2 separate regions of the Homo sapiens genome follow, and region 1 is linked to region 2. A link is an interaction called in ENCODE POLR2A ChIA-PET data of the cell type or tissue named here. Cell type or tissue: IMR-90. All regions are shown on one strand. Each heading gives the region's core, and the rest is flanking DNA. Links, peaks and the distances in the headings are about the cores only. Region 1 has its middle 140 kb from the start of RMI1. Region 2 holds the start of LOC101927575 (a long non-coding RNA gene).

The links. Peaks named below come from ENCODE experiments on the same cell type or tissue, not always from the same donor. Only the 100,000 strongest peaks of a DNase experiment are listed, where the experiment ranks them.
Region 1: POLR2A ChIA-PET joins it to region 2 with 12 read pairs; 2 of 35 experiments call an interaction of 5 or more read pairs at or near these places.

What each region holds. Positions count from the first base shown.
Region 1 is chr9:84,119,787-84,125,174 of GRCh38, reverse strand. No RefSeq gene overlaps it. Among named protein-coding and RNA genes, the nearest start is that of RMI1, 140 kb to the right of the region's middle. In IMR-90, for the core only: no CTCF peak of the experiment used is centred there; a DNase peak (open chromatin) is centred at 2,894.
Region 2 is chr9:84,062,705-84,068,092 of GRCh38, reverse strand. It overlaps LOC101927575 (a long non-coding RNA gene), which reads right to left and starts at 4,650. Exons shown (of 9, transcript NR_110995.1): 1 at 4,564-4,650; 2 at 666-798. In IMR-90, for the core only: no CTCF peak of the experiment used is centred there; no DNase peak of the experiment used is centred there.

The DNA of each region.
Region 1 (5,388 bases), core at 297-5,296, 57 kb before region 2:
GCAGGAGGTACACACATATCCCAAGGGACAGAGGAAAGATTCACAATAAGCCCTTTTTAGTGAATGCTCTAAGAAAGGATGATCAAGGGCCTATGGTCAGGTGTCAGCTGGAACAAACAGTCAATTCTTTTGTAGCCTTGAGCTCTCCCAAGCAGGCACTTTAAGGGAAGCTAAAGTCACCTAGAGATGTGGCCTTGACTGGTGAGAAACTAAGTTAATGCTTGCTTAAATCTTTTAATGTGAGTGGGGGGCTGGATGACATCATTTGTATTGAGTGTCTGTAGTTTTTACAGGCCAAGATAGAGGCCTAGCCAAGAAGGGGATTCAGAGGACTCTGGCTAGAGTTTAGTAAGAAGAGAATGTTTATCAGTTGAACACACTATTTTTCACTTTACCTTTTAATCTCCTTATTGGTGGTGGTTCTATTTCCTTTCTCTTTCTTAGCGGGGCTTATTTTCTGCCTTTTCTCTTTTACTCATCTTCTTTCCATCCACCAAGATTTATGTTTTGGCTCAGAAAAAAATATGAAACAAATAAAAAGCTGACCACTAAAACAAAAGGTAAAGAAAAAAGGTAAAGGAAGAAAACAACCCACAGCGATAAACACAAAGGACAGTTTCTATTCTGCGTTTTTTCTTTAATTTTTTTAAAATGTGATTTTTAAAATAATGAAAAGTTAATTTCATGGCACAGGGTATCATAAGAGTGAAAACTTGTTTACTTAAAAAGAATAGAAAGAAGAATTTATGAAAAAGAATAGAGGGAAGCAAACCAAAGTACTTGAAGCCCTAACCAAATTAATCAGCTCCTTGAGAAATGTCCATTCCAGAGCCATCAGTAATTAATTTAATTGTTCTTATCTTGATTTAAAAGGACAGCAAAGCAATTTTTAAATAATCTATTTGTTGGCCACAACAAACAGGATCATAATTGAATTTACCAATCTCAGAATTACATTTCTAATCTGTGAAGTATGAGTTAACAGTAGAGTAAGATGAAACATATGTAACACAGTTTCCTTCTCTGTGACAGTGAAGGTCACAGGAGATACAAGGCCGAATTCAGCAATGAGTAAAGCTTTCGGTTTTGAGTGTTCTAAACCAGAGCACTGCTCTAGGGGTAGTAATTTGCATCTAGTTAGCAATCAAATGTTTATTGATAATAATGATTATTAAATGAAAGCTTATATTCCCTAATAAAAATGTTAGTTTGTGAATCTTAAAGTTTAAAAAGCACTCCTTTGAACTGTATGTGAACTTTGTAAAGTACTTATCAGTAGCACCACCTTTTATAAACGAAGCTGACCCACAAAGGGTGTGAGATTTGCCTAAGTCACAGTTGGTGAGTTCAGAACTAACATGCAAACTCCTGTCTCCCTCCAAGATTCCACTCTCTTTCCAGTCTCTCATCTGCTTCCTACCTTCTCATACATTCTTCAATATCAATTTCATAACTTCCCTCTCTCTCATTTCTATACCAAGAAAAAAAGAGTCCAAGAATGATCTCTAACAGTTAGGGTTTTTAAGTAATACCAAGGTCACTTCCCACTGGAGAGGAATTTTCACATTAGATGCAAAGAGAACTCCTAAAAGAGGCTTCCAGCCACAGTTGTGTGTGGGGTGTGTGTGTGTGTGTGTGTGTGTGTGTGTGTGTGTGTGCAGGCATACTCAGGCAAGTACATTAGAAGAAGCCTAGCAGCTGCCTGATAGAGAAATATGAGTAGCAAAGGGATAAATCATGCCACATGTCAAAGCAACAACTAATTTCCAACCCAAACTCTCTGGACTGTTTTGTTTACCTAGTGCCTGCATATATTCCCAGCACACTTCCTGCCCGTTAGCACTCATCTTTAACACCACACTTAGAGAGGGGCCTCTTTCAGGAAACTGAAGCCATCATTCATTATTGATTTTATAGAAGGATTATAAATAAACTCAACATATGGTGCCATGAACTCAGTAAACTTAATGTCGTTAGAAATTCATTTTGGTTAACTTCTAGTCCAGCCCCATTCAATAGAAATATAGTGCAAGCCACCTATGCAATGGTTTATTTTCTAGTATACATTTTAAAAAGTAAAAAGAAACAGGTGAAATTAACTTTAATACAATATGTTATGTAACCTACTATCTCAAAAATATTATTTCAATATAAGAAAGTATTAATAAGATATCTTGCATTATTTTTGTACTGTTTTAAATCCATTGTGTGTTTTACCCTCACAACACATTTCAGTTAAGACTAGCCACATTTCAAGTGCTCAGTAGCCACGTGTGGCTAGCAGCTACAATTTTGGATAGCACCAGTCAAGACTTAGTTAAGAATAACCCATGTGTGAACTATAATATGAAAATTCATTTTCCAGGTAAAAGAAGAAATTGTAGATTTGAAAATCTGATTCCTGCTGACTACAGTAAAATTTGTATTAGTAACAAGTGTTCCAAATCCCTCAAATATCAGAATGCACTGAATGCAAATGAAAGTATTCCATGATCTATATATAGTGAACAAACCTCAAAAGCTTTTAAAAACAAAAAACAAAAAAACTTTTTCTGTGTTGAAGCAAAAAGTCTCTAACTGTGGCCAGGGAACAATTTAACCCAGGTTGCAAGCTAAATGCATTCAGGATCCAGTCAAGTCACATAAATGAATGGGAACCAGTGTGCTGTATGTAAGACAACAGAGTGATGGGAACTGTGCCAAATTAGAAAATTCTTGCTTTGTTTAAACATACTCAAATTGAAAACCTGCATAAATACCACTGTGTCAAACAAAACATCTGTGAGCCAGATTTGGCCTGTGAGATATCAGTCTGCAACTCCTCATTCAACGGGACAAAAAAAGTGAGCATCACAAAGAAAGGATTTGTTTTATTCCCTGAAGGGGTAGGTCTGTCTCCCTGGTTACATTGCCAAAAACAACATTTTCTCCTCCCAATAATAGTGGTTTCTGTGGTGTAAACATGCCTCCCACTTGGAGTTATCTGTTAGAAGTTCAGTCTTTGGGATGTCCAAGAAATGGGAAAACTCACAGACATAAATCCTCCACTGGAGTGTTATGAAACCACTTGAAGAACATGAGCCTGACTTGGTCACTGCTGTGAAACCAAGAGCAGTTTGAGTGCTGGTCACTGCTACACTGTCCCTGCTGACCAGCCAGGCAGCTCTCAACTGTGGAGCTGTGTACTTCAAGGTTATGGGTCCTTTACCTACCATCCATCTTTCTCTAACTAGACGCACTCTTTTAAAGATAAAGAATATTTCACATATACACAAAAATATGTTAAGCCATCTGTCTTAAAACAAAAAATTGGCTTTAGTTCTGAAATTTCTTGAGAATATGTGATAAGGTTTGCATTAGAATAATTATATTCGCATTTTAGAAGGATTACCAAGCAGGTAATCAAAACACACTTCTCCTAACTGCATAGATATACAACAGAGTATCCTCAAAAAGAGAAAGTACCCTTTTAAAAACATACCATACCATTCTTTGGGTGTTCATAATGTAGTTCCTTTTGACAAAGTGACTTCTAATCAGGATGTTGTCATCATGGCAGAAAGAGCAGCCACCTAATTTTAATTAGAAGGGAATACTTTGGACCTCATTAGGCTCATTCTTTTCAGGGAGTGTATTACTCTGCTAGGGCTGCCGTAACAAAATACCACAGACTGTGTGGCTTAAACAATAGAAATTTATATTCTCAATGTTTGGGGGCCTGGAAGTCCAAGATCAGGGTGCCAGCAGGGCAGGGTTCTTCTGAGGTCTCTACCCTTGGCTCGCAGATGGCCCCTCCTGCTGCCTCTTCACAAGGGCGTCCATCTGTGCGTGCACGCCCCTGGTGTCTCTCCCTCTTCTTATGAGGACACCAGTCACATCGGATTAGGTCCCCACCCTAACAGCCTCATTTTAACTCAATTACCTCTTTAAAGGCCTAATCTCCAAATCTGGTTCCATTCTGATGGTCTGGGGGTTGGGGCTTCAACACATGAATTTTGAAGGACACAATTCAGTCCATAACCGAAAGTAACATTTCTTGACAACGAGAACAGCTAACATTCATTGAGCATTTCTTACATGCTACCAACCGTAATCAACACTTTACGTGTTTTAACTCATTTCATTCTCACAACACCTCCATGAGCTAGATCTTTGATAATCCCCATTCTGCAGGTCAAAAGGTTGAGGCAGAAAGAAGATAAGTAACCTGCCCAAGATCTCACGGCTGCTAGTAAGCGGCAGAGCGAGGGCATGAATGTGGACACCTTAGCTCCCAAAACCAAGCATTTAACCAATTTATTACAGATAAAAATGTTTTTACCAGCAGAGAATCTGCTACTCTGAAATGGTTACCAACGGTCTGGTATTCTGCCTGTTATGGATTAAACTGTATCCCCCAAAATGTATGTGTTAAAACCCTAACCCCCCAATGTGACTGTATTTGGAAACAGGGCCTGTAAAAAGATAATTAAGGTTAAATGCGGTCACGAAAATGTGGCCATAATCCAACAGGACTGGTGTTCTTATAAGAAGGGAAGAGATACCACAGAAGAAAGGCTATTTGAGGCCCCAGGGAGAAGACAGACATCTGCAAGGCAAGCAGAGCGGCCTCAGGAGAAACCAAACCTGCGAACATCTTGATCTTGGACTTCAGCCCCCAGAACCTTGAGAAAATAAATTTATGTTGTTTAAGTCATCTGTGATACTTTGTTATGGCAGCCTGAGCTGATACATACACTGCCTCAATCCCTTTTTCAAGAGCTAGTGTGGTAAGGGTCTCTGATAATCACAGATAACCTTTAAGAGTCTGATCCCAGGAGATTGTCAAGTCAGTAAAAATTCTTGAAGAAAGGGGCTTCTCAGGACACTGGACCCTGGAGTTTGAAATGTTTTATAGAAACCTTTAAGCCCTGCTTTCCATGCCCAAGTAAGGATATGAGCTTCTAGATTCTGCATTTGGATTAAGAGTTAGGAGAACCTGGCCGGGTGCAGTGGCTCACTCCTGTAATCCCAGCACTTTGGTAGGCTGAAGTGGGTGGATCACCTGAGGTCAGGAGTTTGAGGCCAGCCTGACCAACATGGTGAAACCCCGTCTCTACTAAATACAAAAATTAACTGGGTGTGGTGGTGGGTACCTGTAATCCCAGCTACTTGGGAGGCTAAGGCAGGAGAATCACTTGAACCCGGGAGGCAGAGGTTGCAGTGAGCTGAGATTGCACCATTGCACTCCACCCTGGGCAACAAGAGCGAAACTTCTCTCAAAAAAAAAAAAAAGAATTAGGAGAACCTAATGTTTGTAAATTTCATGAAAGAAGAAGCCCATAAGTTAAGAGTATAGTTTCTGAGAATAAAAAGGAAGTGGCAAAACAAGAATGGAACTTTTTGAGC
Region 2 (5,388 bases), core at 337-5,336:
TACATGCTATATGTTGCTCTGGATTGTCATGGAAAAAAAAGGTTCAAAAGAAAATAAGGATTATGTTCTGAGGCTGTTTTTCCCTGAGGCTCTTTAAACAATGCCTCTATCTGTTCCCCATTTTCCAATTGTCTTTTCCAGAGATGTGGCAATAATTTAGTTGTATTATGTGCTGTCACTTCTGCATTAATAAACACCAGGACCTGCTGAGTAATTACAGAATAACCTCATAATAAAATGCAGTGAAGAGCTCTAATTAAATGTTAATGTTGCTTAAAACTATCCTACTTTAAAATGAAAATTTTCCATCCATGTATCCTAATGAGTTATCAGAATGCATTACTCCCAAATAAAATGTACAAACGAGAAGGTAAACATAAAATATTACCACCAGTAGGCATGTGTGTGGAAACATTTATAATCAAAATTAATATACTACATTAAAATTACTGAAATATAAATGCATACCAAAATGCTGTAACAACAATGGGGGAAGATTTTTATGAAAGCTCATGCTTCACTTTGAAAGGGAAAAATGCCAAATTATTCTTCAGTCACGTAGTAGGCAATAGAGGTTAAAGCTACTTCTGAACATGGGACTAACACAAGTTAAACTAAGAACATCTACAACTTCTATAAAATAATAGAGCTAAAAGAAAACTCACTGTCTAATTGAAGAAACAAGGACTTCCATTTACTTTATTCTTTAAAATCTGCCAAGAAGGGGTTCCCCTCCCATATTATGTTGCTCTGCTTCTTCACCCACACATCATCCTTCTGGGCATTTAGTGTGCTGACCTAGGTAGACATGGTGAAAATCTATTACTCATAGGTATCTATATAAACCCATTACTCTTTTTGTTTTTTGTTTTTTTTTTTTTTGAGATGGAGTCTCACTCTGTCACCCAGGCTGGAGTGCAGTGGCACAATCTTGGTTCACTGCAACCTCCGCCTCCCATGTTCCAGCGATTCTCCTGCCTCAACCTCCCAAGTAGCTGGGATTACAGACGCCCACCACCACACCCAGCTAATTTTTTATCGTTTTGGTAGAGATGGGGTTTCACCACATTGGCCAGGCTGGTCTCAAACTCCTGACCCCAAGTGATCCACCCACCTCGGCCTCCCAAAGTGCTAGGATTACAGGCGTGAGCCACTGTGCCCCGCCCAACCCATTTCAATTTTCATATCACAGGAAGAAAGTCACAATCATTCCTCCTTCCTTTACATTGCCGGAATAAACAAGTCAATCCATTTAGTCTTTGGAAAAGACCTATCCCCCAACTCTTCTGCCATTATCTGCTGAAATCTGCTATACATTCATCTCACATTTCTGTCAAACCACTTATACTGCTACTTCTCATAGGCCTAATTAATATTCTTTCATGTAATCAGTCTTAAAATACAATCACAAACCTAGTATAGTATTACCTAAAGAATTCTGCAATATGTATTCCTGTTTTGTACTTCCTGTTAGCTTACTCTTTTTCTCCAAGATGAAAAACTAAGAAAAGTTTTATCATTGACAAATTTGAAATCTTTGTTTCCATTACCAGGCTCTTGCGTTATTAGGGATATGTGCCCACTTCAGTGACCTGAGTCCTGGATATCTCCCACACTTGACCTTCCAAGAAGTGGAATCCCTCACACCCACTTATAATACAAGCTGTTGATGCTGCTATTGATAAAGATATTTGTTTACTGCTGACTGTGATGAGATATGTTGGGACCTTTTCTTCCCAGTTTACACCAAATACATAGAAGAGGTGACTTTTCCTAGCGTTCCTCAGATTCTCTTTGGCCATGGCTATGTCTCTTTGGAACAAGACTAGATGCTCTAAGAACTTCTGCTGAACAGCTTGTACAGCCCGAGAGGAGAAGGAGGGAAGGCAAGGAGACATCCAGGGCCTGGCTGAGACATCTCATGTTCTCTCCCATCCCTGGGAACTTCCCATCTGTGTGCAGGGGATTGTCTGTGTCATGAAGAACCAACATGGCACTGACCACCAATCAGTCACCAGACACCACAAAGAGTTGTCGGCAAATGGCGAGACCTCCCCTGCTGCCCCTTGGAGAACAGGAAATAGAGTCACTCGGCAGTTTTCAGGAGGATAATACTTCAGGACACAAGCTTTGGAGTCAGACAGACTTGAGTTTGCATCTCAGTTCTGATGCTTGCTAGTTGTGCCCCCTTGAGCAGTTTGCTTAATCTCTCTGAGCCTCCATTTCATCATCTATGCATTGAGAATAATGCTCACCTCACAAGATTATTATGAGAAATAGGTGAGCAATATATGACAAGCACTTGGCATGCTGAGTGATTCAAGTATTTAATTAGTGGAAGCTGCTATTATTACTACTACCGCCTCTATTAATGGTGTCTTTCCCCGCAAGTAGCAACACCTCCTGGCTTCTATAGTAACACTGATGTTCTTACCTTGAAAAACTTTCAAGTCATCTTGGCCTCTCCCTCAGTCCCCACATCCAAAGTCACCAGGTCTTATCAATCCATCCTCTCCTTTGCATCTCCATTGCCACTCCTCTAGTTTATAGCTTCACTAACTCTCACCTTGACCTTCACTCAGTAAATGTCTATTAAAGCACCTACTGTGTGCTGGGCATGGTGTAAAATACACACATGTAAAATATCTCAAAATATGTATAATCTGGTGGTATGGCAAGGAAATACAGACATTTAGACAGGTAACCAGAATGCAAGGCCAAATGAAACAGCATGGAATATTTAGAAAGGTTTCACATACATATGATTCAACAACAACAAAAAAGATGTACAGGAAGGTTTCACAGAGGCATTGCCCCTTGAGGGGAAACTTGAACAATTAATAAAAAGAAGAAAAAAAAGGCATTACAGTCTGAGAAAACAGCATGAGCAAACACAAGACCTCAAGAATTATGTCACGTGGAGAAAATGCTGAGTTATACAGTGGGACCAGAGTGGGTGGGGAGGACAGAGCCACAGCTGAAGTCGGAAGCAGTCAGTCAGGGGAGTGGAGTGCTTCCAATTCCCCTTCAATGTGGATTCCTCCTGCCTCAAGGTGGATTCCCCTTAAAAGTCTGCCTCCTCCCCTAAAGGCTGTACAGCTATAGACAAAGTACTTACCTTCCCTGAGACTCATTTGTAAAATGCAGACAACAAAATACCTACTTCATGCTGTTCTTGAGGGGATTAAATGAAATAATGTAGGTAAAGAACTTTACACAATGCCTAGACTATAGTAGGCACTTCACAGATGGTAGTTACTGTTTTCCTAGGAAGCTGTCATGGACTGAATGTTTGTGTTTCACAAAAATGTGTATGTCAAAGCACTAACCCACAGTCTGGCTCTATTTGGAGATGGGGCCTCTATGGAACTAAGGTTAAATGAGGTCATAGGGTGTGACCCTGGAGTCTTGATTCAAAAGGATTAGCCTTTATAGAAAGAAACACCAGAGAGCTTGCTCTCTCTCTCCATGAGCACCACCAAGTAAAGGCCACATAAGCACACAGTAAGAAGGTGGCCATTTGCAAGCCATCTGCCCTCACCAGAAACTGAACTGGCCAGAACCTTGAACTTCTAGCCTCCATAACTGTGAGGAAATAAATTTCTGTTGTTTAAGCCCCAAGTCTATGGTATTTTATTATGGCAGCTCAAGCTGACTAGTACGGAGGCCTTGAATGGCATTTTAAGGGGTTTATTCTTTATTTTGTGGACAATGGAGATGCCTTAAACATTTCTGAGAAGGCAAGAATTAACATTTATATCTGACTATCTGAGAGTTGAAGAGTAATGGGGATGTCCTCTTTACTGACCTCCTGCACCCTGCCCCTGCCTCTTCCCATCCATTCATGACAACCAGTCTATGATTAATATCTCCAATATGGCTCAGATGAGCTGCTCAAAATGTTGGCCTATAGAATACAGCCTGGATCCCTTAGTTTGGCATTCAAGCTGGGAAGATCAGACCCTGGCTTTTGCCACATTTGTGTCTTTGCTCAAACTGTTCCTTCCACCAATAATATTATTTCCTACTGTTTTCAGACAGAATCCAATTTATCCTTTAAGACCAATGCCCATGCCACTTGTCTTATGATGTCTCCTCTCCACTGAACCCCTACCGTTTATGCCTCTAGCATGTCACGGTGGTCAACCTCTCTATTCTAAATAATGTTGTTTATAGCTCCTCTAGTAGACTGTAATGACCTGAGGTCAATTTTTGTGGCTTTCACATTACATGGCACAGAAAAGAATTTGAAGGAGGTATGAGGGAAAATCTATAAAGCAGGAGAGAAAAACATTAGGCTTACATAGGAGAGAGACAGTCTGGAAGAGAAGAGGGTTTTTGAGAGCAAAAACTCTTATTGAAAGGAGAATTAGAGTCACTTGATGTGGGTGTGCATTGTGAAACAGATGAATTTCCCTGCACCCCAATTCCCTACAGAGTCTCCATCTCCATTATACTCCCATACACGTGAATTCTCTGAAATTCCCATGAGATACTAGATGGGAAAGATGGTTATTGGGTGACAATAATCATAATCATAGTTAACATCTGTTGAAGACATACCTGGTGCCTGGCGCTGGGCTACAGTACAGGTTTTCAGTATTCCATATGTTATGTTCTTTTTTAGTCCTGAAATGCCTGTCTTTCTGTTGATATAATGTGGCCATTTAAGTGTTCTTTTCATCTGAAATTTTATTCAGAGATTTATCCAGAGGATTATATGCTGCATTAAAACAATGAGTTCAGTCAGGGAGCATTCATTTAGAAAGTTTCTAACCCTATCCCTCCTCTGTTTAAGACTAATATTAAGACCCTTACTTAAGACTCAGGCACTTACATCACTGTAGTTTTAATTCCAACTTTCTGGCTTACTAATGAGGAAAAACAACTTTTATTTTGATTTTGAAAACATCTATTAAATCCCTATAAAATATCTTGGTTTTTTTAAAAATACATCTGAGATAATCTTTCCCTACACATATTTTAAAAACCTTAAAACCTTTTCCTTTTTTTAAAATGTTTTATTTCCATACGTTTTGGGGGGAATGGGTGATGTTTGGTTACATAAGTTCTTTGCTGGTGATTTGTGAGATTCTGGTGCACTTATCTCCAGAGCAGTATACACTGAACCCACTTTGTAGTCTTTTATCCCTCACTCCCTTTCCACCCTTTCCCCTGAGTCACCAAAGTCCATTGTATCATTCTTATGCCTTTGCATCCTCATAGCTTAGTTCCCACTTATGAGTGAGAACATACGATGGACAAACAACTTTTTTATGTCATTAGTCATTTCTATATTTGCACCCCAGTCTATCAGAGTCACTGGTGAAAACTGGCAAAGGGTGAAGGAGAACTCAGAGAGGAAGAGGCTAGGTGCCCAGGATTAAT